2 separate regions of the Homo sapiens genome follow, and region 2 is linked to region 1. The links are chromatin loops, found by intact Hi-C in ENCODE. Cell type or tissue: CD14-positive monocyte. All regions are shown on one strand. Links, peaks and the distances in the headings refer to the core of each region. The heading gives the core; the rest is flanking DNA.

Region 1 (12,371 bases), core at 2,446-10,445:
ATTGGTAGCTGGGACCTGGAACTGTGGAGAGAATGATTTGTGCTTTGATCACAGAAGAGCTGTGATGGGGCATCAGGACAAAGGCGCACACAGGCACCGTCACGGTGGAGTGCAGGCAGGTGCTGTGGGAACCACATCTGACTATATCAGGGATGCGGGCAGCACCCCTCCTCTGTGATGTGATGTTGGGGACCTAGACTCACAGCCTGACTCAGAGGGCAGCGGTGGCTCTTTTCTAGAAAAAGTGGCAATTTGCAGGTAGGGAAATAAGCCATAGAACCTCACCCAAAAGTTTGTTGGCAGTAAAGGAAGCCATTCATTTGGGTTGATATTCAGCTTTTATAAAGGGTGGATTTGCCCAGGTGTAGATTTGGTTGGTACTAAATTATCCCATGGTTTATATTCCTGGCTCTTCTTAAAAAAAAAAAAAAAAACGCTGCTTCTGCCAAGTTTATTGGAAACCTGGAGGAAAAAACTAATACTAAGGGTCATGTCAGGCAATGGAATGAAGCAGGGTTGCTGTTTCCTCTAAGCCAGTGTTTCTCAACAGCTTCTTACCGCCACCCTCTCCCCTACCCCACATAGCCTTTTTAGAGACTTTTTCAAAGTTGCTACCATAACCTTTTGATATCACAGATATCATATATCTATGTACTGAGGCCTTTTGGAGAGCCACAGACGGTTGAAATAGGTAAGATTTGCTACCAATCTTTGTCCCCTTAGGGGTGCCGTCATCCCATGTGGAATGTGTGACCTTGGCAAAGCAACTGCAGCACAGGACTTTTCTCTGTTTTTATTGCTTTTATGTCTCTCTCTCTCTCTCTTTTTTTTTTTTTTTTAGATGGAGTCTCGTTCTGTCATCCAGGCTGGAGTGCAGTAGCATGATCTCAGCTCACTGTAAACTCCTCCTCCTGGGTTCAAGGGATTCTCCTGCCTCAGCCTCCTGAATAGCTGGGATTACAGGCACACGCCCCATGTCTGACTAATTTTTGTATTTTTAGTAGAGATGGAGTTTCACCTTGTTGACTGGTCTTGAACTCCTGACCTCAAGTGATCTGCCCACCTTGGCCTCCCAAAGTGCTGGGATTACAGGTATGAGGCACTTCACCCGGCCACTTTTGTGTTTCTTTAAAATACTTTTTTGACCGGGCCCGGTGGCTCACACTTGTAATCCCAGCACTTTGGGAGGCCGAGGTGGGCAGATCATCTGAGATTGGGAGTTCGAGACCAGCCTGACCAACATGGAGAAACCCCGTCTCTACTAAAAATACAAAATTAGCCGGGCATGGTGGCACCTGCCTGTAATCCCAGCTACTCGGGAGGCTGAGGCAGGAGAATTGCTTAAAGCTGGGAGGCGGAGGTTGCTGTGAGCCGAGATCATGCCATGGCACTCCAGCCTGGGCAACAAGAGTGAAACTCCATCTCAAAAACAAACAAACAAACAAAAACAAAACCTTTTTGTTGGTGGGCTGGAGCCTTCTTCAGAAGGTAGACTCTACCCTTTTCCACATCAATTCCTAGCTTATAAACAGTAGTGCTGTAGGAGGTGAAGTTTGTCATTTCTCAATGCCAGCTAAGTGCAGACATCTGCTTCACTCAAAAAGTTTTCTACGTCGTTAGAAGTTCTAGCATCATTATTTCAGGTAAGTAGTTTTCATGTGTGCATGAATGTATGTGTGTGTGTTTGTGCACACACGTTACCATCTTGTCATCTTTTCAGCACTTCATGTCTCCTGAGTGAGTGGGAGAAGTATGTTATCAAGGTGACTTAAGATAAAAAGGGAATTAGGAAAGAGGTGAGACTGATGTCTTAGGGTTTTCTTTCTTGCCTTATAACTTTAAGAATAAAAACTTCAGTAAGGACAAACAAACCAGGGTCAGGAAGATCAACCTCAGCATAAATCATTCTTTTTTGCTGATGTCGTTTCTATCAATGTATAAAATAAACACCAGAAAAGCCCTAACTTTCCCTCCTTCTCTACAATGCTTCCTCAAATGCCAGGGTGCCTCATTTTCCCATTGTCCTGTTTCAGTAGAGTTGGGGTAAGAGGCATGGAACTATGGGGGAAAATGCCAGGTTAGGAGCACACAAGTAGTGCTATGAGCCAGACCAGGTTGGGTGGAGTTTGCAGCGGGTGCGTCAGGAAAGGTAACAAGGATCAGGTGACAGAGGTTTAGGTGGACAGGCAGGAATTCCACCACGCTCCTATTTGTGGCCCTAAAAGAGAACCAGGTGCAGTCATTGAGGAGTTGAATTGAATTTGTGCTGCAGCAGTTAAGATCCACTTAGGGAAATAGAAACTGTCTGGTTATTTGAATAAGAATTTACTTTAGGGATTGGTTAGACAGGAATTGGAGGCAAAAAGGGAATAGTGAGAGAACAGAGCTAGCAGCTGCAGGAGGCAGACACCCTCCGACCCTGTTGAGCTGATGCTGGCCAGACACAGGTCGGAAGGAAGGCATGAGCCCCTTCTCCCTCCTCCTGGCCCTGGTCTCCCTCTGGAAGCCCCCACTGGACCCTAATAGGGAGGCAACTGCAACCTCAATTCTCTGATGTGTTCCGGAAAAAGTGGTTTTGCATGTTCTCTAGTGTTTTTGTTGTCATGGTACCGGCAATACTCTTTCCAGCCCTCTATATCCTGAGCAGAAGTTAGAAAAACTAGATGGTGGTTTAAACCACAAAAGTGTACAGACAGCTCCAGTCTGTGCCTCTTTCCACGCACTGGTTATCTATTGCTGTATAGCAAATTCCCCTCAAACCTAGTGACATAAATCAAGTAACATTCTTTGACAGTTTCTGTCTTCAGTGGAAGGCTCGCCTGGGGCTGGGGGATCTGTGCTCTTGGGGCTTACCCTCATACCTGGCCAGTGACTGCTGGTATTGGGAGGAGGACTTGGTTCCTCACCATGGGGATATCTCCACAGGGCTGCTTGAGTGTCCTCATGACATGGCGGCTGGCTTCTCCCAGGGCAAGTGATCCAAGAGAGAGAAAAGCAGAGCCCACAATATCTTTTATGGTCTAGCTTCAGAAGCCACACCCTGTCATTTCTGCTATGCCCTATGGGTCCCACAGGTCAGCCCTAGTCAGAGAGGACAAAGGGTCTGAATATCAGGAAGCAAGAATCACTGGGACCGTCTGTGTGCTACCAAATCCTGTGTTCCTTGTCTTGGGAGAATGGCGACACCTCTCACTCTGTCTCCAAATCCACAGACCTGAGAATCAAACTTGACTCCTTTGTTCCTCATTCTGCCGCTACATCTGGTCAGTCAGCAAATCCTGACATTTCTGCCTCCTGAGTCTCTGGAATCTTCCTCTGCCCTTCATTCTCACTTCCAACGTAGCAGCTCCTAACTGCTTCCCCCTTGGTCCATCTTCTATTCTGTGAAGAGAGGGAGCTTCCTTTTCTCTTTGAAAGGAAGTTACTTACTTTCTGATTACAGAAGTAATGCAAACCTTGCAAGCATTTGGGAAACACAGAATAGTATTTAGATGTAATGGAAATACTACCACAATCCCAAACTACTGTAAATTACATGCACGTGTACACACCTGCACACTCCCAGCCTTCTTTCTAGGTAAGCCTGTGTATATGTGTGTGCACAGATAGACTTATCCAATTTCAAATGTATTGTGATCAGACTCTATGTGGTTTTATTTTGCTTTTACAATTCAACTTGGCATAAACATTTTCCTATGTTATTAAGACTTCTTCCAAAATGTATTGATGACTCCATAAAATACACCAAATATATGCACTATAGTTTATTTAACCTGTTCCCGAGTGTCTGTGAGTATATCACTGTATTTGATTTTTCATGTTATAGATAACTCTGTGATGAACGTCTTGTACAGGTATTTTGACATGTCTGTTTATTTTTGGGGGGTAAATTCTTAGAAGAATGATTGGTCAAGTGTATGAATACTTGAAAGGCTTTTGATGTTTTGCCAAATTACCCTCTGGGAGTGTGTGCTTATTTACAACAGGCTGGCAGGGTACACAAATTTCCTTCTTCCCACACTCTGGCCCCCATTACATTCTGAGCTTTGAAGCATGATTTCAAATTACATTCACGTAAAAAACTAGACGCCAGGCTCAGTGGCTCATGCCTGTAATCCCAGCATTTTGGGAGGTCAAAGCAGGAGGATCGCTTGAGCCCAGGAGTTCAAGACTAGCCTGGGCAGCATAGTGAGATCCTGTCTCTAAAAAAATTAAATGAAATTAAAAAATTAAAACCTAGAAAATGAAGAAAATCATAAAGAGCAATGTTAAAAATACAGCAGCTTCACCCAGAGAACAATTGTTGACATTTTAGTATATATTATTTCTGTTCTTTTGTGAGTGTATGTATCTATGCTTGTGGGTGCATATCTGTATGTGTGGATATATGTGTGTGTATACACACATATACATAGACTTTTTTGAAGTATTTAGGTTGAACCATAAGAAATTGGTATTTTTAGGCAAAAAATTATTGAATAGAGGCAATTTCACATGAGTCAGGCTAATATATTTACATAATTGAAATCAAATTGTATGTACAGTTTTATCCTAATGTTTCTTCATGTAGTAATTTATAAGGAACATTTTCAGTGTCCATAAATATCATTGGCTATATGATTTCTGATGAGTGTATCTCACCCCGTCATAGGAATGTGTCATCATTTGTTTAACCAAATAACTATTGTTGGATAGTTAGGGGATTTCCAGCTTTCTGTTGCATTTTTGAAAGTTTATAAGGTTATTAAAATGAGAATAATGCAAAGAATATCCTTGTAGATATCTTTTTGGCACATCTCTGAATATTTCTAGAAAGAGAACAAGATGAAGGTTAGGAATGTTGCCTCCTTTAGAAAGGGTGTGGAATTATCCTTAAAAATAAACCAACATGCAAACCAATAGATAACTTTATCAGTTTGGCAAAACAACATTGGTCATGCAAAATGGTTTTCTCATCGTTTTGATTTGAATTCATCTCATCACGAATAAGATTGAGTATCTTCCACTTTTCAACCTTCTGTAGATGTTCTTGGTATGTGAAGGCGATTAGTCCTTTTCAATCATGTTAGTTGCATGTTATCTTCCTAGTACATGGCCTTCTTTATAATTTTGTTTTTAACACAAAGAAGTTTTTTGTTTGCTTGTAGGCAAATCTCCTTTTCCCGTATAATTTCTTTTGCTTTTATGCTTCGAGACTTCTTCCTTATCCTGTGATAGGTTAAATATCCACATTAATTTTCTTCTAATTTTTACTTAACTTTTTTTTTTTTTTCCCCTTGAGACAGAGTCTCACTCTGTCACCCAGGCTGGAGTACCATGGCGCAATCTTGGTTCACTGCAACCTCCACCGCCTAGGTTCAAGCGATTCTTCTGCCTCAGCCTCCCAAGTAGCTGGGATTATAGGCACATGTCACCATGCTCAGCTGATTTTTGTATTTTTAGTAGAGACGGGGTTTCATTATGTTGGCCAGCCTGGTCTTGAACTCCTGGCCTCAAGTGATTCGCCTGCCTTGGCCTCCCAAAGTGCTGGGATTATAGGCCTGAGCCACCATGTTAACTCTTTACAATCATCAGGAGGCCCTATCTAATTTTTTTTCCTCCCAATCCTTGATGTTCCTGGTACCATTTGTTACATAACCATTCCCTTTCCCATTGCGTTGTAACCCAGGGCCACTGATTGGCACAGCGTGGGGCACCACTCTCCTTGTGCCCAGCCCTGCGCTCCAGCGGGTGCTGTCTCATAGAGGACACACGGTGCCCTCTCCTTCACCTGCAACTCTTGGCAATTTGGCCCTAGCCAGATTTTGAATGTTTGAGAGCAGGAGCTATGAGTAAAGGAATAAGTGAATAAATAAATTGAGCAGGGATCTGCTCATTTGGCCACAAAAAGTGCTGTTAGAGGGAGTAGTGTCCATTGTCAGTGCCCAGCACTGAGTAGGCACCTTACAAATGTAGACATCCTTCCCTTTTTGACACGGGGAAACCTAAAGCTAAATGTAACATTCAGTTGCAGTAATTCCAGGAATCATTACACCCTCTGCACCCAGTTTCCTTTTTATTAGCTTTTACTTATTTCTCTTTTGATGATCTTATTGGATATGTGCAATTTAAGATAAAATGCCCCCCAGATTTCCTTGGAAGTAGACATGCTATAAGAATCTAGTGAAGAATAATAAATTGTGGTAATATGTGTTGTGCTATTTTTTCAACTATTAAAACAATTTAAAAACAAGAAAAAATGAGCCTCAGTTCTTCATTTTGTAGAGCGATAGTACAAAAAATTTTAAATATTTTGATTTATTTAAAAATTTTTCTGATTATAGGCTGGCTTTTTCCCCTAAAATTTCATAACTGGATATTTAGTTTTGTGGTCTTAAAATAATTTCTTTGATGCCACCGTGGTGGTTCATCTGTAGTACATTCGAATTATCAAAGCACCCAGACCTTCATAGGCTCTCTTGCCTTTAGGAAGCTCCCCAGGACAACCTGGCATCATCACCTTCTGTGCCTCCATCCACGGGCATTTGGCAATCCGTGCAGAGGGTTTTTAATGTGGTTCCTGGACCCACGCTCCAGGATCAGCTGCAAACTGATTCAAATTCAACCTTCCTGGCCTCACACACACAGGTTCTAATTTGGTGGGGCCAGATGGGGTTCAAGAGTGAATGTTTGGCTAAGGGCGGTGGCTCATGCCTGTAATCCCAGCACTTTGGGAGGATGAGGTGGGAGGATCGTTTGAGGCCAGGAGTTTGAGGCCAGCCTGGTCAACATGGTGAAACGCTGTCTCTAATAAAAATACAAAAATTAGCTGGACATGGTGACACACGCTTGTAATCCCAGCTGCTCGGGGGGTTGAGGCAGGAGAATCGCTTGAACCTGGGAGGCGGAGGTTGCAGTGAGCCAAGATCATGCCACTGCATCCAGCCTGGGCAGCAACTGAGACTCCATCTCAAAAGAAAAAAAAAAAAGTGACTGTTTAACAGTTCCCCAAGTAACTTTTTTAATGTACTTTAAGTAAAGTAACAAAATTAGTAAACAATTATGATAGAACTTTTTTAGATCACTAATAACTAGAAAACAAGCTGAAAATTCATCTCTCCTCTTTTGGCATCTGCTAAGCGTATAGAAATGATGCCCTCTTCTGGCTCCTCCCTGTAAATGCACCTCTTTTACTTTTTTTCTTTTTTTTAACAACCATGACATTCTGTTACTTGATGTACAAGCTTAAAAGCAGAAAGATGACAATATTAATATTAAACTTTTTTTTTTCTTTTTTGAGACGGAGTCTCGCTCTGTCGCCCAGGCTGGAGTGCAGTGATGTGATCTCGGCTCTCTGCAAGCTCCGCCTCCCGGGTTCACGCCATTCTCCTGCCTCAGCCTCCTGAGTAGCTGGGACTACGGGCACCTGTCACCACGCCTGGCTAATTTTTTGTATTTTTAGTAGAGACGGGGTTTCACCGTGTTAGCCAAGATGGTCACGATCTCCTGACCTCGTGATCGGCCCGCCTCGGCCTCCCAAAGTGCTGGGATTACAGGCGTGAGCCACCGCGCCCGGCCAATATTAAACTTTCTTAAGTTAAGAAATAGTTGTAATTTCTTAATGCCTGTAATTCCAGCACTTTGGGAGGCCGAGGCGGGCGGATCACGAGGTCAGGAGATCGAGACCATCCTGGCTAACACGGTGAAACCCCGTCTCTACTAAAAATACACAAAAATTAGCCGGGCGTGGTGGCGGGCGCCTGTAGTCCCAGCTACTTGGGAGGCTGAGGCAGGAGAATGGTGGGAACTTGGGAACTGGAGCTTGCAGTGAGCCCAGATTGTGCCACTGCACTCCAGCCTGGGCGACAGAGCGAGACTCCGTCTCAAAAAAAAAAAAAAAAAAAAAAAAAAAAAAAAAAAAAAGGGTTAAATGTAATAGATAAGCAGTCTACTCAGACTTTCACTGTATTTCTAATAGTTAGGGAAATAAAATAATTTAGAAAGGCTAAGGCTTAACATAGCCTCTGATAATGCTCTCAATGATTCATCATGTAACTAACCAGGTTAATTATTGTATCTTATAATTATGAAGGAAAATGACCTTTATCCCTCCCTCCCAGCAGTAAACGTGATTGAGTTCTTCAAGTGACTTTTCTAAGTTGTATTCTTCTGCATGGGCAGTTTAGACATGATCCGTCCCATCACAGGGTTATGAGGACGGCATCAGATTGGCTGTGTGGGCTTGAAACACTCAGGCTCATGAATTAAAAGAAGCAGGTGCCAGGCCGGGCGCGGTGGCTCACGCCTGTAATCCCAGCACTTTGGGAAGCCAAGGAGGGCGGATCACGAGATCAGGAGATGGAGACCATCTTGGCTAACGTGGTGAAATCCCGTCTCTACTAAAAAAAAAAAAAAAAAAATACAAAAAATTAGACGGGCATGGTGGTGGGCGCCTGTGGTCCCAGCCACTCGGCAGGCTGAGGCAGGAGAATGGCATGAACCTGGGAGGTGGAGGTTGCAGTAAGCCGAGATCGTGCCACTGCACTCCAGCCTGGGCGACAGAGCGAGACTCCGTCTCAAAAAAAAGAAAAAAAAAAGCAGGTGTCAGTCAATACGTAGCTGACTCTATCCCAGTGCCCTGCCTGCCTCTCCTCTCCGTTGGTTTGCTCAGTAAACACCCCTCATCCCTGCAATTCATCCAATGGATTCCACAAGGATGATTCTGTAAAGCTTTCTTTGAATTACAAATGGAGTCCATAGTTTATGTGTGCTTATACTCCTAAGAGGATGTCTTTATGAAGTCATGTTTATTTCCCAGATAAAAATTTTAAAAATTTTACATAGACTTTTGTTTTATTTTTTTGAGACAGCGTCTCATTTTGTCACCTAACCTGGAGCACAGTGGCGGGATCTTGGCTCACTGCAGCCTCAAGTTCTTTGGCTCAAGAAATTCTCCCACTTCAGCCCCCCAAGTAGCTGGGATCACAGGCATGCACCACTACACCTGGCTAATTTGTTTTGTTTTGTTCTGCTGACATGGAGTCTCACTCTGTCACCCAGGCTGGAGTGCAGTGGTGCGATCTTGGCTCACTGCAACCTCTGCCTCCCTTCAAGCGATTCTCCTATCTCAGCCTCCTGAGTAGTGGAGATTACAGGTGCATGCCACTACACCCAGCTGACTTTTGCATTTTTAGTAGAGATGGGGTTTCACCATGTTGGCCAAGCTGGTCTGAAACTCCTGACCTCAAATGATCCACCTGCCTCAGCTTCCAAAAGTGCTGGGATTACAGGTGTGCCACTGAATCCAGCCTTTCTTTCTTTTCGTTTTCTTTCTTTCTTTCTTTCTTTTTGGTAGAGACAGGGTTTTGCCGTGTTGCCCAGGCTGGTCTCGAACTCCTGAGCTCAAGTGATCCACCTGCGCCGGCCTCCAAAAGTGCTGGGATTACAGGTGTGCCACTGCATCCAGCCTTTCTTTTTCTTTTCTTTTTTTTTTTTTTTTTTGTAGATACAGGGTTTTGCCATGTTGCCCAGGCTGGTCTCGAACTCCTGAGTTCAAGTGATCCACCTGCCTTGGCCTCCCAAATTGCTAAGACTGTAGGCGTAAGCCACTGTGCCTGGCCTGCTTTTATTTTAAAGGAAAGGTGGATCCTATTCTTGAATATTTTGTTACTACTCTCCTTAAGAGGAAAGATAAACACATCACCACTAAAAGAAGTGTGTGTCTTGGTAGTGTTTTCCCAGCAGATTGGATTGCTTTTCGTGTCTCAGAGATTTTTAGACAGGTCCATTTAAACTAAGTAGAGCCAAGACTATCAAATCAGATTTTATGATTAATGTAATAAGACCTTGCCCTTCAAAATTTTTTGCTTTCTCCCTGTGTTTCTAGATAATAATCTTCCTGAGACAGGCTCTTGATTTTATTCTTTTTTTTTTCTTTTTTTGAGATGAAGTTTCTCTCTGTCACCCAGGCTGGAGTGCAGTGGAGTGATATTGGCTCGCTGCAACCTCCGCCTCCTAGGATCAAGCAATCCTCCCTCTCAGCCTGCCAAGTAACTGGGACCACAGGTGCACACCACCACGCCCAGTTAGTTTTTCTATTTTTAGTAGAGACGGGGTTTTGCCATATTGCCCAGGCTGGTCCTGAACTCCTGGGCTCAAGTGATCTGCCCACCTCGGCCTCCCAAAATGCTGGGGTTACAGGCATGAGCCACTGCACCTGGCTGATTTTATTCATTTTTGATTTCATGATGCCTTTGGCTTTGCACATAGTAGCAACACAAAAATTGAATTGATTAGAAGGTCCAAGTCACTTTGAATACATGAATTTAACCTAGACATTTTTTGTATCTCAAGTATCTTAACTGGATGACTGGAGTTTCCCCGATGCTTTCTGAGCGCCTGCGTTCCTTCCAGGCCTGCTTCTTTGTCTGTATGTCTCCTGATGTCCTCTGAGCCCTGTCCGTCACTCCATGATAATGAGGTCACTTTAGGCAGCCTACTTCTTGGTCCTGAATTGTCACGACTACTCCACTACTTACTTGCTTCATTGGGTTTTGATTCACTGTTTTTGGAATGGAGGAAGAACCATGATTAGGTGGGCTGGTTATCAGGTTCGTCAATATTTTATTTTACTAAATACTCCCTGCTCTTTTGGGAGTTGGCAAACAACAGCCTGCAAGCCAAATCTGGCCCATCACCCTGCTTTTGTAAATAAAGTTTTATTGGAACAAGGCCATGTTCACTCATTCTCATATCCATGGCTGCTTTTGCAACAGGTTGAGTAGTTGCAACAGAGACCTTACGGCTGGCAAAGCCTGAAATTTTCTACCAAAAAATTTACAGAAAAAGTTTGCTGACCTCTACTCTAGAAGATCAGTTGATAAAATACAACAACGTTTTCATGCCCATCATTATTTTTCCTATTTCAATGAATAGCATGGAAACCAAGGTGAAGTAATTGAACTGAAGGGATTTCTGAATGAAGGATTCATGTGTTCATATGTTTAGACAAAATTACTCATTAGACTAGTTTTTAGGGAGTAATTTGCTGCTGTTAAACTACCTCTTCATATGAATAATTTTTTAAAAGAGCAGACACATATATACTTAAATAGGAAATAATTTTGAATTTAATAACTTCATGTTCATTTTTAAAATTGTGGCAAAATATGCACAATATAAAATTTGCCATTTTAGCCACTTTTAAGCATTAAGTTCATTGGCATTAAGTATATTTGCATTGTTATGCAAACATCACCACCATCTGTTTCTAGAGCTTTTTCATTCTGCTATATTGAAACCCATTAAACAATAACTCTCCATCCTCCCCTTCCCCCACTGTCCTACATTCTGTCTTTATGAATTTGACTACTCTAGGTACCACATATAAGTGGAATCATAATGTATTTGTTCTTTTGTATCTGGCTTATTTCACTTAGCAAAATTTCCTCAGGGTTCATTCATGTTGTAGAGCATGTATCAGAATTTCATTCCTTTTTGTGGATGAATAGTATTCTGTGTCATGGATATACCATGCTTTGTTTATCCATTCATCTGCTGATGGACATTTGGGTTGTTTCCACCTCTTGACCATTGTGAATAATGCTGCTGGGAACATTGGTGTACAAATATTTATTAGAGTTCCTGCTTTAAATCCTTTTGTGTTTATACTCAGAAGTGGAATTACTGGATCAAATGGTAATTCTATGTTTAATTTATTGAGGAACTGCCATGGAATTTTCAGCATCTGCTGCCCTATTTTATTATACTTCCCCACTAGCAATGCACAAGGGTTCCAATTTTTTCACAACCACACTAACACTTATTTTATTAACACTTTTTTTTTTGAGATGGAGTCTCACTCTGTTGCCAGGCTGGAGTACAGTGGTGCTATCTCGGCTGACTGCAATTTCTGCCTCCAGGGTTCAAGCGATTCCCGTGTCTCAGCCTCCCGAGTAGCTGGGACTACAGGTGCATGCCACCACGCCTAATTTTTTTTTTTTTTTGTATTTTAGTAGAGATGGGGTTTCACTGTGTTGGCCAGTATGGTCTTCATCTCCTGACCTCGTGATCTGCCTGCCTCGGCCTCCCAAAGTGCTGGGATTACAGGTGTGAGCCACCGCACCTGGCCAACACTTATTTTTATAACACTTATTTTATATTTTCTTGATAGTAGCCACCCTAATGGGTGTGAAGTGGTATCTTGTTGTGGCTTTGATTTGCATTTCCCTAATAATTAGTGATGTTGAACATCTTTTCATGTGCTTATTGGCCATTTGTACATCATCTTTGGAGAAATGTCTATTCAAGTTCTTTGCCTTTTTTTTTAATTGGATTGTTTTGTTTCTTAAAAACAAAAAAAGAACAAAGCTGGAGGACTCACGCTTCCAGAT
Region 2 (12,371 bases), core at 2,804-10,803, 62 kb before region 1:
CTGGAAGGGGCCCAAGCGCCCCTCAGAGCCAGCCGCACCCCTGAAGGCTGCCTCCGGACAGCCCACCTGGCTGCCGAGGCCCAGACACCCGCCCTGCCTGCCCCGTTGGGCCGCCCACACTGTTCTGCCCTGCCTGACCTCTGCCCAAGATGACACCACTCTGACCTCCCCAGCGCCTGCCCTCTGGTATGTTTTTCTCTATACATACATACCTATGATAAAGATTATTTGTTAGGCTAATAATAACCAATAAAATAGAAAAACTATAACAATATATTATAATAAAAGTTGTGTGACGTGCTCTCTCTTTTTCAAAATATCCTGTATTCTTATGATGATGATGTGAGATGCCCCAGTCCCTGTGTGTGGGATAAGTGAGGGGAATGGTGTAGGCATTGTGACATAGGGCTAGGCTGCTCCTGAGCTTCCTGTGATATGTCGGGAGGGTCACGCAGCCATGACAGTGTCGGTGGTTGTGTGTCAGGAGCAGATGATGTGGCCGACTGACGGGCGAGCCACGTTTGCAGCCGGGGTACACAGGACAAAGGGGTGGCACACATCCCTGGGGGGATGGTGCAGGATGTCATCGTGCTATCAGATTGGCATGCAATTTAAAACTTAGGGAATGCTTTTTTCTGGAATGTCCCATTTAACGTTTTCTGACTGCAGCTGATTTCAGTTAACTGAAACTGCAGAAAGTGAAACCATGGGTAAGTAGGGACAGCTGTATGACTTGAACTGACACATTCGTTTTTGCTTAAATGAGTTGTGGAGAATCCACAATTCTACTGGTCTATGATGAAAGATGAAAAAGACCATGTCCTTTTCAATTTCTCCTTTAGAGAGGGGAGACCTTGTTGTAGGAGTGAATCTTGGGTGGCTCCTGGCTTTCCACTGTCCACCGATGCTCTGCTGTGTCCACACACTTTCAAGCCCTATGCCCGCTCCCACGCTTGCTCTTTATGAGTGCTTTTGTCCTGTAAAATGGCCCCACAGCAGAAGCCTAGTGTGGTAGCAGCCTGGTTCACATGAATAGGACTTTCACGGAGTAGCTCCGTTTCCAGGTGTGACTTCGGAGCCCAGCATGCCTAGTTTCATGCCACAGTGACCCAAGTGAGTCACCCCGTCTGCTCCAGTCCCCTGTCCCCAATTCCCTGTCATCTCAGCCACCCATTTTCATTTTGAAAATCAATCTCATGGAAGTTTCTATTTGCTTTTATTGCTTTCTTTGTTTTCTTGTCTATTTCCTAGTACTCATACGTGCCATTAAAAAGGTGACTGGAAAAACAGCTCTTAAAACTGCAAGAGAAATAGTATATAGGGTTTTGTGTAATAAAAAATACTGCAACTTTCCAATACTGATAAATGTGGACCCTTGGTAGGATTGTATAGTTTTTTCATGTGAAATATGAAATTCAGGATTTCTCATAAATTTAGGATTGCTTTGTAAAAATCCTTCACTGTTGGTAGGAAGTAGTTTATATTAATAAGTAAAAAAAACAAAAAGTCAATAAGAAAAAATGTAAAATAAAAAGTAAAGGTAGTTATTAATCTATAATTATTTATAATGTCAATTTTTAGAGTTAACGAATTACATGATCCAATGTACCAGTATCGAGTTGATACCGGAAATTTTCAGGTAAGGATTGTTAATGAGGCCTGCAATTTTTCTTCTTAATGCTGTTTTGTAAAATTACTGAATTTTGTGACTTAAATTGTTCTGTTGAGCTTTTTGCTAACTGACTACTTGGGAAGGACTACATAGAAAGTTCAAGGGTGGAAGATTTGGGGAAATTTTTTTTTTTTTTTTGAGTTGGAGTCTTGCTCTGTCGCCCAGGCTGGAGTGCAGTGGTGCAATCTCAGCTTACTGCAGCCTCCGCCTCCTGGGTTCAAGTGGTTCTCCTGCGTCAGCCTTCTGAGTAACTGGGACGATAGGCGTGCGCCACCACACCTGGGTAATTTCTGTATTTTTAGTAGAGATGGGGGTTTCACCATATTGGCCAGACTGTTCTCAAACTCCTGATCTCAAGTGATCTACCCATCTCGGCCTCCCAAAGTGCTGGGATTACAGGCGTGAGCCACTGTACCCGGCAGAAAAGCTCTTTAAAACAATGTTTTTACTCCCAGTCTTTGGTTTGTGGCTGACGCAGTTTGAGGCCCTGTCACTGTGGTTCTGGTCGGCTGCTCTTCCTTCCCAGTCAGGTGTCGGGGAGAACCAGCCATGTGGGCTCTGGAACAGACCCCAGGGCCCACGTCTGTTGCTGAAGGAGACACCGGAGAGCAGAGCCTTCTCGGTGCTAAACACGCTGGTCTAGTCCAGTCCCTTTGCTTTACGTAAGGTCCCAGCTAAAGTCACTTAGGTGCTTTTGAGAAAAATGATCCCGATTCCTGCTGTGCTGTCCTGTGCTCTGAGCCTTGACTGTAAGAGGGGAGCTCTGGCGCTGAGAGGACAGGAAAGGGGTGGGGGGATGGCGTGGGCCGGAGCCATCGAGGAGCGGGGACTGCGTCTAAAGACACTGTCCACCCCGCGGCCTGGCCCTTGTCAGAACCCACGGGCCTGCCCTCCCCATCACAGCTCCATCTTCAGAAAAGGGCTTTGGCTTGCTGTGACATTACAGAATTGTGCACTTTTAGACCTTAGGTCCTGTAGGGCATTTAATTCAAGCCCCTCGTGTCACAGATAAGAAAACAGAGGTCGGGAATGGTTGATGGTTAAGACGGCGCGTGGATTCCCAGGGCCTAGCCTGGGTCCTTTCTTGGACACCTGCCACCTTCCCACATGCAGGGGCAGGGTGGGGAGCCAGCCCCTCGCCCCCAGGGGCGAGAGAGACAGATAGTGGCCACCGCAGTCTGAGCACCCACTGTGCCTGGACAGGTCCCTGGTGGGAGGGGTTTGGGCTCTGCTCCGCTGATTTGCAAGGCCTGGGGTGTCGTCCACCTCAGGGGAGCTGCCTGTGCTCGCAGCGGGACTGAGCAGATGGTCCCGGCTGGGAGCCCATTGTTCTGCTTCCTGGAGGGACCTTCAGGGTTGAAGTCCCTTCTAAAAACCTGTGGCTTTCCTGCCTGTGGTGGTGCTGGGAGGAGAAGGTCACAGAGGCCCTGTTCCGACTCAAGTGCTGCCTTGTGTCCTCCTAGGGAATGAAGGTCTTCTTCATGGTGGTGGCAGCGGTGTACATTCTGTACCTCTTGTTCTTGATAGTGCGGGCGTGTTCCGAGCTACGTCACATGCCTTATGTGGGTAAGTGCTCCTTTCAGAATCGGTGCAGGGGTGGCTTGGGAGTGACTCAGGTGGGGGAAGAAGTGGTTGGAGTCTCCCAAGCCAGGGGCCTTCCTTGAGGGCCCAGGGACTGGTCCATTCCCACAGGCTGGGGACCAGGGCACGTGGTCCCTGGGAGCCACAACAGGCCTTACAGGTTACTCTGGCATTTGGGACCATCAGAGTGGCCTGGGTCCTGCGGGACTGTACCCTGCAGAGCAGGGCGAGTCACCCTGAGCTTGCGGGATCCTTTCCTGAATCTGTCCCCACCAGAGGATGGTGGCTGTGGCCTCCCTGGACACCATCCTGGCCCTGGGAAGGGACCAACGTTCTCCTAGGCTGCTGGCGACTCCGGCTAAGTCTGGAGGGAGGAGCATTTGTCCAAAGAGCTTTGCTTAATTTTTGTTTTTTATTTTTCAAAATAAAATGCAAGTGGAATTTACTTCCAGAGTTGTTAATGAGTTTCTTTCTTTTTCAGATCTCAGGTTGAAATTTTTGACTGCATTGACTTTCGTAGTACTTGTCATTAGGTAAGAAGACCTTATTTCTTGAAAACAGCAAAACGGAATTTTTCTTTTACTGTCAGGAATATCTGTTGCCTCCTTTTGTGGAGTGGATTTCAGGGTACTTCTAGCCCAGTAGACTCATGAGGTTAGAGGGCCTCCCACCAAGGCTGGGCAGCCGAGAGCAGCCGTCAGCCTGGAGAGCATGTTTTTGTTGTAAGCGGCCGAGGACTGGAGCACGTTCACTTGCACACTCGGCCCGCGCTGGGCATGTTCTGTCCTTGCTGTGCCACCTGCTATGTGTGCAGCGTGCAGTCACCAGCTGGAAGTAAGGGCACTGGGGACCTCGGGATCCTTGGGGTGCCCCAGGGACAGGACTCTAAGCGAGTTAGGACAGCAAACACCCTTGAGCAGCATGCTCCATTGCTGCCATTGGGGGAGATGGGAGGCGAAGTGGGCTTGGTCCTGTTGTGTCAGGGAGTGGCGTCAGCCTGAGGTCTCCCAGGGCAGGCTCGGCCTGGCCTGAGTGCCCCAGACCTCCCTGGGGACCGGTGCTGGCCAGTTGGTAGAGGAACAGAGCGGTCTGGGAAGTTGTTTATTTGAATCGATTCCAGGTAATTGCTTGGTGGTTTATGGTTTGTCTGTTTCTCCTAAAATCAGAATCCAGAGGAGGAAAAAATCTAGCTGCTGCTTGCCTTTTTAGGTTGTTTGGATGGCAAATAAGCGGATGTTGGCCCTTTTCCTTTATGAGTGACAAGGGGCCTCTGGGAGGTCAACCCTTGTCCAAGCTTTCCAGGTGGGCTCTGGGAGTCCCCACCTTGTGGAGGGCGAGGACTGAGATAGGCATCCAAGGTCGTCCACCACCACTAGGAGTGTGAACTCAGCTCAGACTTGGACTTGAACTCAAATTTCATTCAGCATCAAAAGTCACTCAGAATAATGCTGCATGTGTGTTGTATTAGTCTCTGTTCAGTGCTAGGTGTGCACGTTGTCTCTGTGACGTCTCATACACATGGCCATACAACCTCACAACCTCACATAGAGGCTCACTCACACCTCACTCATGCCTTCACTCACAACTGACCCACCCTCACACACACACCTTCACACACACCCTCATTTTCACACATCCTCACACCCTCACTCTCACACTCTCACACCCCCACACCTTCACTCACACACCCTCACCCTCATTCTCACCCTCATTCTCACCCTCACCCTCACCCTCACTCACACCCTCTCACACATCATCACTCACACACCCTCACTCTCAGCACACCCTTACAGCCTCTCACTCTCACACATCCTTACACACACCCTCATTCTCACACCCTCACACCTTCACTGACACACCCTCACCCTCACCCTCGTTTTCACCCTCTCTCACACCCTCACACACCCTTGCTCACACACCTTACACCCTCACTGTCACACATCCTCACACACACCCTCACTCTCACACCCTTACACCTTCACTCACACACCCTCACCCTCAAATTACCTAGTCCCCAAGTTGGGAGCTACTGTCTACTTCTGGTGGCCTCCGTCTCGGAAGTTGCCCTGCCATGTGATCTCTCTTCACATAGGTGTTAGGGGACTCATTTATCCTACAAATAGTTACTGAGTGCCTGTCCTGGCAGACAGGCTTCTCTCTGTCACGGGATTTATGTTCACACAGAGAGAGACGAGTGGCAAACAACTAAATACATTCCCCCTGCGTGCCATGCTGCAGACGAAACAAGGAGATGTGACTTGCAGAGGGGAAGGGTCCACTTTAGATGAGTGGTTTGGGGATGTATCTCTTGGAGAGGCGACATTTGGCTGAGGACCTGAGGAGGAGCCCTGAAAGCTGTGGGGTGGCTGCCCCAGGCCGCAGAACAGGGCACCGGCAGCCTGGGTGGGCGTCAGCATGGCGAGGTGGAGAGACAGCTGCGTCGCTGGAGGCCAGCGTGGCTGGAGATGAGCAGGCGTGGGCACGGCAGGAGGCAGAGCGAGCTCTTGAGTCCAGTTTCCATTCTGTGCTGGGAGACCGCCAGAGGGTCTTGAGCTGGGAGGTGAAAGGGTCTGGTGCACATGTTAAGCCTTCTGGCTGAGGGTGGCATGTGGGAGGTGAGGTGGAAGGCAGGTGGGGGAGGAGCCTGTGGACCTGTGTCCCGAGGCCTCTGTTGTCATCTGTCACCGGCTGGGAGTCTGAACCAAAGATGTTGCCTTCGCTGCTGTGCAAAGTCACTGGAACTGACCGGGGAGGCGTCCCTGTGTCTGAAAGGGGAGCTGTGACGAAGGAGAAGCAGGCTTCCCTCGGGAGAGGGGCTCTGTCACAGGAGATGGTCTCGAAAACCTGAGTTACAAAAGCAAGAGCAGGGAGGAAATGTGCCAAGGAGGCTTCAAGGCCCCGAGTAGGGAGAGTGTGATGGGGCCTGCAGCAGGGTTCATCCTGTCCCTGCAGCCGGCCGGTGGGTCTAGCCCACCTAGATCCGAGACCAAAAACCAGAAGCAGGGGCTGTGTGTGTGTGTGCATGTGTGCATCTGTGCGTGCATCTGTGCATGTGTGTGGAAGTTCCCATGCAGAAATCATAGTGTACAGACGGAAAGCTTGAATGGGGTGAATAGAGAATTCTCTGAAGCTAGTGCCGTTTTCGTGCATGTTTACATATTGTCTCTGCTCCTCTGTCTTGTTCAGCATCGCCATCCTTTATTTGAGATTTGGGGCGCAAGTACTACAAGACAATTTTGTAGCAGAGCTGTCAACTCACTACCAGAATTATATCCTTTTCACTGGAGGGCCCTGGCTGCAGGACGCCTGCTTAGCATTGCAGCAGTTAGTGGCTCAGATTTGCCCCTCTCAAGAGGAGACAGGTCAGCTCCTCGCGCCCTGTTCTCCGGAGGCCTCGTCTCTGCTGAGAGGTGTCTCAGTTGGCCCCGCTGCAGCCGTGGGAAGGGGCAGCCTGTCCCTCCTCTGTACACAGGAAGCTTGGCTCAGTAGTTGCCCCAGGTCAGGTTTCGGGTGGCAGAGCCCGGCTCCAAACCCAGAGAGGCTGGCGCTCTGGAGCGTGCCCACGCCACGCTGCTTTCCACCCAGAGGGGCAGGTGCTGTGAGGTAAATGAGGTGCGGTTGCCTCTCCACACCGCGGGGCTCCAAGCCCCTACTGCCCTCCAGCAGAGCACTGTGGGGTGGCTGAGGGCTGCCGTGAGCCTCCTGTCTCCCCCCGGGATATCTCTCTCATCATCACGGAGATGTATCCAAGGGTATGACAGTTGTGGCAGGTTGAGCCTGTGTCTGTAGGGAAGAGCTCAGAAAATACTGGGACCCCCTTCGATTCCCGCTGTGCCTGAGGCCAGTGGCGCAGGGCTGTTGCCTCCCGGGAGCCCTGGCCTCGCCCAGAAGTCGGAGAGGTTAGGTATGTGCTTTCCACTCTTTGTTGGGGACACTTCAAGAGTTAATCCTTTAGATCCTGGGTTCTTTCTTTGGGATTTCTTATGTCCCAGTTAATGCATGAATTAATATACGATTTTTTCAAAGTTTTGTGACTGAATTTCACACTAAGCTTTTATCTGATTTTCATAGGGGTCTGTAATCCAGAAATGTTCAGAGCAATTGGTTTGAGAGTTTGTTTCCAATTCTTTATTTCATTATTGTGTCTAGAGACCTTGATTCACCGTATGCCCGTGGCCTTCCTGCCCTTTTCATGTAACTTGATCTCTTCTGGCCCTGCCCTCGGTGCTGGTGACAGGAGCGCCACCAGATGGCTCAGTGGGTCCAGGTTTCCACTGATGTGAGAGGCCATAGTTCACCTGTTATTTACTGTGACCTCGAAGAGTGCTTGTGACCCCTGGCTGTGGGCTTGAACTGTGGAGTCCTGACGTCTGGGTAATGGACCCCCGGGCACTGGCGGGTGCTTGGCACTAGAAGGGGCTGCTGATGGCGGGAGGAGTGGTCGGGCTGTAGGCAGAGCCTCTGACTGATGTGTCCAGATGCCGCGTTCCTTCCCTTGACAGCACCACCAGCCGAGTTCTTATCTTTCTATGGCCTGTTGAACTTCTATCTCTACACCTTGGCCTTTGTATATTCTCCATCGAAGAATGCCCTCTATGGTAAGCCACCCTGGGGTCTGGACTGCTGGCCAGTTAGCGGGCACAGAGGCCTGTGTTCATCCACGACCCACTTCCCGGGTTTCCCATTCATGTGGGCGCTGTGATTCCCAGTGACTTCTCTTGGCAGAGAGAGAGTGAGTTGAAATGTCGAGCTCTGAGGTGAGTTGGGGCCCAGCATATGTAGAACCTGCGTTGTGTCATTCCCACAGAGTTGACACACTCATTTTATTAGTGTCAGTCCCCAGCTTTTGCTGTTCAGTTTGGGATTTTTTGACTTTACAATGATGCAAAAGCAATGCACATTCAGGAGAAATCACACTTTGAATACCCAAACAACCATTCTGTTTTTCACTTTCAGTACAGCATTCAGCAAATTCATGAGAGAGTCACCATTTATTACAAAACAGGCTTTGATCCTTTGATCCCAGCACTTCTGGAGGCCAAGGCGGGAGGATTGTTTGAGGCTGGGAGTTTGAAACCAGCCTGGGGAACAAAATAGGGACCCCATCTCTCCAAAAATTTAAAAATTAGACAGGTGTGGTGACATGTGCCTGTAGTCCTAGCTACTCGGTTGGCTGAGGAGGGACGGTCGCTTGAGCCCAAGAGGAGAGGCTGCAGTGAGCTATGACACCACTACACTCCAACCTCGGTGACAGAATGAGACCCTGTCTCTTAAAAAAAAATTAAATAAAATAGGCTTTGCATTAGATGATTTTGCCCAACTATAGGCTAATGTAGTAACACTTAAGGCAGAATAGGCTAAGCTGCAATGTTCGGTGCCTTAGCTGTAGTTGATGCGTTTTTGACTTCACGATATTTTCAACCTGACGATGGGTTTATCAGGACATAACCCCATCGTAAGTCAAGGAGCATCTGTAGTAGTGTTGTTACCATTAAAAAAAAAAAAAGCCAAAACATACAAAAAGTCACCTAATAGTGAAACCAAAACAACCCTCTTGCACAGGGAATGAAAAGGATGGGAACTCTCTAGAACATAGGCAGCCCCCCGCACCCCCCGACATCTTATAGTGGGCTAGCACTTGCCCAGCACCTTCACAAACGGCGTCTCACTTAAGCTTCACAGCAACTTTATGATAAACATATAATCATGCCCGTTTTACAGAAGCAGCAGCTCGCTGCACGTCCAAGGACTGGGCGGGGGCAGGCAGGGCAGAGCCACCTCTCCTGGGGCCTATGTTCAGCTCCCCACTCCTTGTGTCAACAGGAGGCAGCTCGTGCGTGGGCAATGGCAGCCTGCCTGCTCCTTCCCACAGGCCGCCTCCCTCAGCCTTCAGGACGTCCCTGCCAGGCAGGCCAGGCCAGCCCTGTCTTGTAGATGAGAAAACAGCCTCACGAGATGTGTTCAGGTTTATACAGACATGGCAGCTCTGCGATTTGAGTCCAGTTCTTTCCAACTCCCTTCCTTTGTCCGGGACAGCATCCTGCCTGTCCAGGCTCATCACGTCAATTGCTTGAGATGCAAATGCTCTTGTTGGTTTTCAGAGTCCCAGCTGAAAGACAATCCTGCCTTCTCCATGCTGAATGACTCGGATGATGATGTGATTTATGGGTAAGTCCCTGTCCGTTAGAAGGCCGGCACACCTTGGGCATCCCGGCACGGCCTTGCATGTTTCTGAATGGGTTACTCTTCTAAAATTATTTTCAAGGTATGAAGGCATTTACCTTGGAGTGTCAAGTGGCTCGTGGTTTTCTGTTTTCACAGTATTCAGGCTTAGATGTGGTAGTAGTCCTTTCTGCTGGCTACCTGTAGGGCGTGCTGGCCACGGGAAGAACTGTGCTTTCTGGACTGATGGGCCCTGGGAACTGGGGGTCAGGGAGAGGAGGACGGGGTGAGCAGTAGCAGTTGGTGATAGAAAATTGAAAGAGCGAAGCTATGATTTAATTCCTGCTGGAATGGTGTGTCAGTGTGGAAGAGGAAAATAAAGAGCTGTCAGAAGTTAGACGGTCTCAAAGGTCTCTTTGCTCACAGGAGTGACTATGAGGAAATGCCGCTGCAGAACGGCCAGGCCATCCGGGCCAAGTACAAGGAGGAGTCAGATAGTGACTGAGCCCCGGCCAGCCCAGCGAGGCGACAAGATGCCTGGATGCTTTCCCCGGTGACCGTCTGCTGACCTTCCCCTGTTATATTCAGATTTTTCTTACAAGCAGAGATTTCCTGTTCATTTGTTTACATATTTTTTTAAAGGAAAACCAAAACTGAGGGTAAATTTAAATGTTTAGCCAAATTTATTGTCATGGTGGCTACGAGAAGAGGCATTGATAACAAGTTTCAACAGCCAAATCCTTTTTTACAGAGATTTCAGATGAGCGTGTTTTCAGTGATGAGGAAATTTCACGTTTTTAGTACAGTGAATTATGTACTTTTTTTTCCTGTAATCATTCACTGATTCCAAGTTCACGGGCAGCCTGTGACTAGGTCCTCAGCGTGACAGCATCACCCTCTTTCTTCCCTTTTCCATGGTACTGTTTTGTGACCCTTTAAACTCAAAGGGAAGCCTTATCTGTGGCTGCTTCAGGGCAGTCCTTCCTCGTTGAGTGGCCAGTGCCCTGGGTAACCAGGTGGCTGAAGTGATTGGTCAGTTATGTGGACTGCGTTTTGTGCAGTGTGTGAGTTATGACTCATCGGGAATGGGAGATGCTGGGGTTCCAACCCTTCACGTCACCAAAGGGGAAGTAATAGTGTGGAGTTCTGAGGAGGGTTTGATAAGTTGAATAAGGAAAGGCTAAGATAATTTACAGGTTACCAACTCATGTGGGGAAGGTCTTACTGCCATGGTGCTTTTCAGGGGCCTGTGTGTACACACATGATTAAATGGATTTGCCTGTGGGAGGTATGGGCAGGAGAGGAACCCTTACCATTCCAGTAAATAGCAGTTTCTGCAATTCTGTTGAATATGAAATGCCATAGAGCTTTATTTATTTATGTAAGTAAAAGCTAAATGAGGGGCCAGGTGCAGTGGCTCACATCTGTAATCTCAACACTTTGGGAGGCCAAGGTGGGAGGATCACTTGAGCCCAGGAGTTTGAGACCAGCCTGGGCAACACAGGGAGACCCCGTCTCTATAAAACATTTAGAAAGTTGGCTGGGCATGCTGGGGCATGCCCATAGTCCCAGCTACTCAGGAGGCTGAGGTGGGAGGATTGCTTGAGCCCTGGAGGTCAAGGCTGCAGTGAGCCATGATTGCACCACTGCACTCCAGCCTGGGTGTCAGAGCGAGAACCCGTGTCATAAATAAATAAAGCTACATGAAAGATTGATAGAATATTTTAGATTATTTATTGGCCAAAAGTTTTTAAAACTCATATTTGGAAGCAAAATGAAAAGCAAGTAAAATGTTTTAAATGGTTCATGGAAAACGTATTTGGGTAGAAGGCAACTCGTGCTTCCGGAAGGGGTTCCCTGTCCTCCATGTGTCCACATGGCGGTCAGGTAGGGACGACCTGTTCTGTAAAGTCCTTGGCACTGCTGAATCTGTGGCATCATAGAAGGCCCTGGAGCTTCCCCGTTCCTTTCAGTCAGGGACTCCATATAGAGTCTCATGTGGACGTCTCCCGTGCTTTCCTCTTGACCTCTACAGTCACACTTCTGTTAACATCTGGTAACTGTGGGCAACCTGACTGATGCCGTCTTGGCAATTGAGGTCCAGAAGATGATAGTTCCGCAACGCAAGCAGTACCTACTTTTTTTCTTCATCTATGCATTGACTCTCAGATTACCATGCAGAGCTTCACGTTATCATCCACGTTAAGTAGTGCTAGGTAGGACCTTAGAGATGTTCATGAGAAACTATTTGTTATGACTTTCCTTTGTATCTTTCCTTTTAATTTAAACTTTAATGATAATGTACTTTTAATATGGATTCTATTCACATTTGTTTTAAAAACCTTGTAAATATGAATGTTTAAGACAACTTACTGCAAGGGTAATTCAAGTTTACATGATTTTTAAATTTGCAATGATGTTTTTTTTATTCTGTGTATTGAAAAAAATTTTCTGTTACCAAATTTTACAACTTCTAATAAGACTACTATAACTTTATGTAAACTGATGAAGATGTGCTGATTAACATATTCTGTGATATGGTTTACAACTTTTAATCATAATTGTCCATGATTTTGGAATGCTGTTATTTATCAGTAAATGTAAAATATTTGAGGCATTTAGCCATACACACACTAGAACTTTTTAAAACTTTGTCCTATAGTGTAATTATAAACTGATGACTATTATCTTCATACATTGAGTCTTCATGCATCAATGAAATGAAAAATATAGGATTATTTATTTACTTTTTGTAACTAAGTGGGAAATAAGAAAAAAAGTTAGAAAGTACTTAAGGGGAAAATCGTTCTTACTAAGTCATGTATTTTCAACTTGTCTTCCCTGGTATATCATAAATACCGACATATTACATACCCCATGTAAAATTTTGCTTAAACTCTCTAGCACTTGGCATGTAGAATATGTACCATAGGTATCAGGTTAAAACACTAAAGTC

The links. A loop is a pair of places that touch in the nucleus more often than their neighbours do. Peaks named below come from ENCODE experiments on the same cell type or tissue, not always from the same donor. Only the 100,000 strongest peaks of a DNase experiment are listed, where the experiment ranks them.
Region 2: it touches region 1 in a loop (3-fold over the local background); 46 of 110 quality-filtered maps call a loop at or near these places.

What each region holds. Positions count from the first base shown.
Region 1 is chr6:158,684,394-158,696,764 of GRCh38, forward strand. All of the region lies in intron 6 of SYTL3 (synaptotagmin like 3), which reads left to right. Among named protein-coding and RNA genes, the nearest start is that of SYTL3, 41 kb to the left of the region's middle. RefSeq lists a silencer at 2,650-2,850. In CD14-positive monocyte, for the core only: CTCF peaks have their summits at 7,145 (motif pointing left) and 7,345; a DNase peak (open chromatin) is centred at 7,138; H3K4me3 peaks cover 1,113 bases; H3K27ac peaks cover 1,484 bases.
Region 2 is chr6:158,621,969-158,634,339 of GRCh38, forward strand. TMEM181 (transmembrane protein 181) reads left to right here. Exons shown (of 17, transcript NM_001376852.1): 11 at 1,582-1,639; 12 at 3,136-3,238; 13 at 3,735-3,786; 14 at 6,440-6,522; 15 at 7,762-7,851; 16 at 9,355-9,421; 17 at 9,842-12,371. The coding sequence ends at 9,920. Among named protein-coding and RNA genes, the nearest start is that of DYNLT1, 17 kb to the right of the region's middle. RefSeq lists enhancers at 8,575-9,076, 9,077-9,576 and a silencer at 10,255-10,416. In CD14-positive monocyte, for the core only: a CTCF peak has its summit at 7,563; a DNase peak (open chromatin) is centred at 10,463; H3K27ac peaks cover 4,848 bases.